Regions from separate parts of the Mus musculus genome. Here region 1 is linked to region 2. A link is a contact called in ENCODE Hi-C or POLR2A ChIA-PET data. All regions are on one chromosome and are shown on one strand. The core of a region is the stretch at or near the end of the contact, and the rest is flanking DNA. Distances in the headings are between cores, read along the strand shown.

Region 1 (3,172 bases), core at 55-2,554, 180 kb after region 2:
CTCCAATATTGGGCTTGCCTGGACCCAAGGAGTAACATAAGAACTCAGCATATGAAGACATAGTTCTGAATGTTTTACTTACATCCTAAACTGCATACAACTCTGATTAAAAAGTTCATGGCCACTAAAATGTCTGCTTAGTAAATATTAGTGTTTACACCCATAACAGTAGGGCTCGATAAAGTATATTTTTTGGTTCAATAAATCTGCACTGGTTCCTCATATAATAGTATATACAAAGCTCTCTGGGGATGCCTATTAACCGGGCCAAAGGCATTCTCTTGAATAAGCAATTAGTAAAACAAAGCAAGAAAGCAAGAACAAATTCACTTTCCACTATCTTTGTAATTGGCACATTAGGAAATAGATGGTGCAACTGCCCTTTTACAAGTTTTTTTTTTCCATTTTTTTATTGGGTATATTTTTACATTTCAAATGTTATCCCCTTTCTCAGTTTCTCCTCCACAAACCCACTATCCCCTACCCCTGCCTCTAAGAGTGTGCTGCCCCACCTACACACTCACTTCTACCTCATCGCCCTAGCATTCCCCTACCCTGGGTCATTGAGCCTGCACAGGACCAAGGGGCTCCCCTCCCAGTGATGACCAATAGGGCCATTCTCTGCTACAAGTGCATCTGGAGCCATGGGTCCCTGCATGTCTACTCTTTGGTTGGTGGTTTAGTCCCAGGGAGCTTGGGTTGGGGCGGGTAGGGTGTTCTGGTTTAACAGTGATTTTATGACTGAATATTCCTGTAACTGTAAGATAAATTTTAAAAAATCACGATAAATCCCAGGTCACAGGATCTCAAACTTCTGGTCAGTGGTAAGATATCTACAACAGAACTGTGAGAGCGGCATCCATAAAAGCAGCTGCGGAAAACATCCCCCTGCTCCGCTCCCTCCCGTTTCCCAGCCCCGCAGCTCCTCTGACCTGGGACCTTCCGGGGCCGCCGGGCTGCGGTGCCCGCCGCTGCGCTGCTGACTCTCCCAGGTCCACAGTCACAAAACCGCGTCTGTGGAGACTTTTCCGGGTCCAGAAAGGGCAAGGATGCGGAAACCGGAAGGTAGAAAGACGATCGGTGGAAGTTCCTGTCACTCAGGCCTGGATCTTAGGAGCTGCTCTCCTAGACCCGCCCAATAAACCGTGGTTATGGTCACGTGGTCCCCCAAATCAGTTTGAGAGCAAGAGCTTTCCCCTCCTTAATTACTACTGCTTTTTTCCTGTTCTGGTCAATGTCCTGGTCTTGCCTTTATCCCTGCCCCGGGGATTCCATTCCCTCCTGCTCAGTCATCAGCTTCCTGCCACACAGCTCCACCTGCGGACCTGCTCTGCACAACCTCCCTACTGCTTGCTGACAGACTAGAAAAAAACTGGTTCCATAGGAAGCTGAACTCTTGACATCTGAGAGTGAGTTCTGAAACCCTCAGATAATAGAGAGGCAGCCTAACTTCTTACCTTTGGACACTAGCCTCCTAGGCTACAATCGCACAGCAAAATATAACCTAGACCCTAAATTCTTTTTTTTTTTTTTTTTTTTTTGTGTAGAGTAGAGTTTATTTAGGGCATGGGGTGGGGCTTTAAGAGAGTAATGGAGGCAAAGAAAGACAGAGAGAAGGAGAGAGTAGGTAAGTGGAGACTGGCCTTGCCCTCCTGGAGAGAGGGTGGAAAGGAATGGAGGGCAGAGGAAGGAACAAGGGAGGAAGAGGCCAGAGAGACAAGACTTTAAGAGATAAATTCCAATTTCTATGTTGCACCCCAACACACAAAACTAAAAATGAGTCCCAAAATTTGGCTTCCTTCCAAAGCATGTATCAAAGCATACATGAAGTATAAGAGGGACCACTGAGATGAAAATGTGGATAAAGACAGATGGAACAGAGAATGGTGGGAGGGTGCTCTGCAAGCTCTCTGGGGAGCTCCAGGGACAACGGTCACTCTGTGGAAACAACAAGGTGTACAACAGGGCAGTTGGAAAGCACTGATAAAGTTAAACTCCAAGAGATTTGTCATGGCCACAATAGCAAAGAAAATAGATAATGCAAATAGTTTGCACAAATATTTTCCTACAAATAGTCTGACAACCATAACATGAATGAAAACATCAGCGTCAGCCCCAGTTCATGTAAGCAAAAATACAGTGATAGCACAACAGAATTTTGATAGCCAGGAAAAATAAAATGCCTTCTGACGTGAGTTTATAGTACTTAAAATTCCATGCAGACGGGAATCGTGGTCAGAATCAGAACGGTAAGGAAAATGGACGTAATAATACTTGAATTCTCAAGGGAAAGGGCATTTGTGTCTGACACATCATTTTATCACTCTGGTCTATAACACAGAAGCTGGTATTTGGGTAAGGAATGCATTGAATATATATTTTTCTTTTGGTAGGATGGCCAGTTTTACTATGTGAATCCTCCTCATCCACAAGCTTGGGAGATCTTTCCACATTCTAGTATATTCTTTAATTTCTGTCTTCAAAAACTTGATTCTTTTATCATAGATGTCTTATACTTGCTTGCAATGTGGTGTGGAAAACATATAATCTCAACTGTTGTTTCTACCCAGGTTTTGATTATTCACTTTCAAGGTAAAAGACATACACAATCTTCATAATATGCCTTTATCAGCCCTAGTACTAGGAATGTATATATCATCTATGCTATTAGTATGTCTATCTCCCAACTATTAATCCCACTATATTTTGCCATGTTTTATTTTGGTTGCTTTGAACTCCAATTAGCCAGCCAACATGGCCATTATCGAAGACTCTTAGCTCATGGTGGCTTCCTCTTCTTCCACCTTCTTTCTCCCCAGGGTTCTTCTCTGACACACCTCCCCACCAAGCCTATTTCTCTTCTGCCCAACTATTAGCTGAAGGCATCTTTATTCACCAATCAGTGATCACTTTGGGGGTAAGGATAAAGAACATCACTTGAGTCTCTGCAGAATCTCTGATCCCTAGGAGGCAACCAGGCCTTGGGCCACTATTTAGCATTACAATATGAGCAAAACACAGAACCTCAACAGCATAGAGTTAACACCAACATACTTTATATTTTTTGAGGCTATTGTGAAAGGTGTCGTTTTCCTGAATTTTTTCTTTTATTCAGTTTGTCATTTGTATAATGGAAGACTATTGATTTTTGTGCATTAATTTTGTATTTAGC
Region 2 (2,746 bases), core at 75-2,574:
AAGCACTCATATTTTATTATTTCAGCATGTGAGAAGCAAAGGATAATTACTTGGCTTATTTTGTGAAATTGGTAACTCAGTGGGATGGCTTCCTTGGGAATCTTTTTCCCTGGGGGATATAACCCCCAAATATTTTACTTGATTTTTTTTAACACAAATTGTATGTTTGTTCTATTTTAGATTTGATCAGTCCAACACAAGTAGGCAGCATTGTAATTAGAGTCCTATTTTATGTGTGTTGATGCTGTGTTCATAAAATTTAGCCACTTAAGTGGCTGAAGAACTTAACTTTGTAGTTTCTACGAGAGGCACTTGGCCACGGAAGTATTTGTTTATGTTCTGCTTAAAGAGCAAAAGGGTTTTGTTGTCCCAGTCAGTAATGGGAATGACAAGGTTTTCCCATGAAGAACAGTGTCTTTACCCAAAGCAGTATGTGCCTGATGTCAAGTAAAGGGTGGGAGGGTCGAATTCCTTTCAATGTCTGTAAAGAAATTGATGCCTGCCAATGTGCTGTCAGAAAGCCTTTAAACAAAGAATCCCAAGATCAAAGCATCAAAGATTCAGGATGTTGATACTCCACGCGACCTGTGACATAAACACTGAAGACATATTGCTCTGAAGAAACAACAACAACACATACACACATAGACACACGCAAAGGGACATGCACAACGTTTACCAGGAAAATTAAGGAAGTCAAAAATGCCAGGAACAGATTACCAAGAAATATAGCCTATGTTTACTGAGAGCTTCTACTTTTTTTTTTTTTTTTCAAGACTGGATCTCGTTATGTAGCCCTGGCTGTGCTGGAACTCACTCTGTAGGCCAGGCTGGCCTTGAACTCAGGCCTGGCTCTGCCTTCTGAGTGCTGAGATTTTACAGGCTTGCAACACTACTGCCCAGTGAATTTCCTTTTTCCCCGTTACTTCATATTAAGTTTTCCTTAACACCTGGCCTTATTGGATTCATCTATTTAGTCCTCATTTTTCTCTCCACCCTTTGCTTGTGATTTCTTGATCTCCAGTCATTTTGTTCTGTCATTTTTAAGTTTCGTTCAGATATTTGAACCCTTTCTTTGGGCTTTCACGCCATTGAACAGTCTCTAGAACTGTTTTGTAGTCTGCCTCTAATTTGCCGTCCTTAGAGAACACTGCCCCCTTTTCACCCTTTCCCATGGCAATTGACATTTCTTAAGGTGTCTGCCGCCCAGTGGGCGTTGGATACTTGCAGTTTTCAGAACAACATAGCTGGGACCCTTGGGAAAGTAAACGGAACAGGAAGTAGGTGGGCGGGATTGGGTACGGTGAGAGGACACTTAATAGTGGGTGGGACCAGAGTAGGCAACATATTCCCAAAAGCGGGAGAGGGCCTCAGCAAAACTCGCCTTTCCCTCAGAAATTTCCGGGGACACCTAGTGCAGAATCTGGGCCAAGGACACTGCCCAGGGTCTTGCGGAGACGTGAAAACTCCCGAGAGCCGCAGGTGCCGCGCGGGGCATCCTGGTAGAGTCAGCAGCGCGGCGGCGGAAACCGCAGCCCGGCGGCCCTGGAACCTCCCAGGTCAGAGGCGCTGCGGGGCTGGAGCGGAGTAGGGTGTGATCGGTTTCTGGGCTACTCATTAGGACTCTGCTCTCATGAGCTCCTAAGAACTGGACAATTCCTGACTTTTTTTTTTCTTGTAAGGTTTTCAACATATTCTCTTAAAAATCTCACAATTCTCTTTGTTAGTTCGGAAAGAACAAAACACTTTAAATTATCCAAGCTTTTCAAGAGAGTAGCATTTAGAGCTGGTGGATTGTCAACCTAAAAAACTTGTTAGATATTAGTCACATAAGGATCGACAGAAGAATCACAAATATATTTTCACAAACTCCACAGTTATAGTTGTAATCATTAATATTTACTCTGTAGAATTTTATCACTAACTTGACATCTGAGATGCACACATTCTATGATGTAAATACAGTACTCAAAATCTTGTATTCCAGGTGAGGGTCTTAATGTTACATCTTAGAGTCCAGAAAGTCACCTTATGCATGCTGAGTGTGAAGATATCAGACCCTACAGTATGTTCAGTGACAAAGCACCACAGTAGAAAGGACCTTTGCATAACTGTGGCTGCTTACTTACTTCAGAAAACAGTCTCCAATTCAATGTGCCCTTGGTTCATAACCTGCACTTTACTCAAGGGCAGGTGGCCAAAGTGTTGCTTTTTATTTCAGGATTTGTTGATCTCCAGTGATGTGGCTGTGGACTTGTCCCAGGAAAAGAGGGAATGCCTACACTCTCTTCACGGGGCTTTTTGCATAGAGACTTCATGTTAGAATTAAAGTGGGATAAGGTAGAAAAGACCATTTATTTGATACTGAATTACTGATTTATTGAATGATTTACTTAAAGCACTGCTGTAGTGTTCTGCAACTTCATCTTGCTACTTGGAACAGAATGACCTGGAGAGGTGGCGGAAACAAAAGTCTTGCCCTTACCTACCTTACCCGCAAAGCTTACATCTGTCAGCTGTAACCTGCATTTGAAAAACCTCCAAGCTAACTGCCTTGATGCTTCAGGGAAGTCCTGCTTACTTTCCTTCTGGCCCCACCTTGTGCTTATAGACTATAAAATGCATATAGGAACTGGCCTGGAGACCAGGCCTTTCAGAGCTCTCCCACCTTTGGTCCATCTGTGACATCTATTCTTTCACTGGCAGTGGTGTCTCAGAGTGCTTATTCTAGAATGATTACAATAGA

Evidence for each region. Hi-C counts contacts between places; a loop is a spot of excess contacts on that map. ChIA-PET counts read pairs that join two places held with the same protein, here RNA polymerase II (POLR2A).
Region 1: a loop to region 2 is called in a map of v-Abl transformed pro-B cells, with 2.2 times the contacts of the local background. The contact joins the promoter of Zfp995 here to the promoter of Zfp229 in region 2. A Hi-C loop is called at or near these places in 1 of 37 maps with a recorded cell type or tissue (v-Abl transformed pro-B cells). POLR2A ChIA-PET finds 5 or more read pairs at or near these places in 1 of 5 experiments (Patski).

What each region holds. Positions count from the first base shown.
Region 1 is chr17:21,908,622-21,911,793 of GRCm38, forward strand. It overlaps Zfp995 (zinc finger protein 995), which reads right to left and starts at 1,305. Exons shown (of 5, transcript NM_001256493.1): 1 at 933-1,305.
Region 2 is chr17:21,732,400-21,735,145 of GRCm38, forward strand. It overlaps Zfp229 (zinc finger protein 229), which reads left to right and starts at 1,325. Exons shown (of 6, transcript NM_001164676.1): 1 at 1,325-1,559.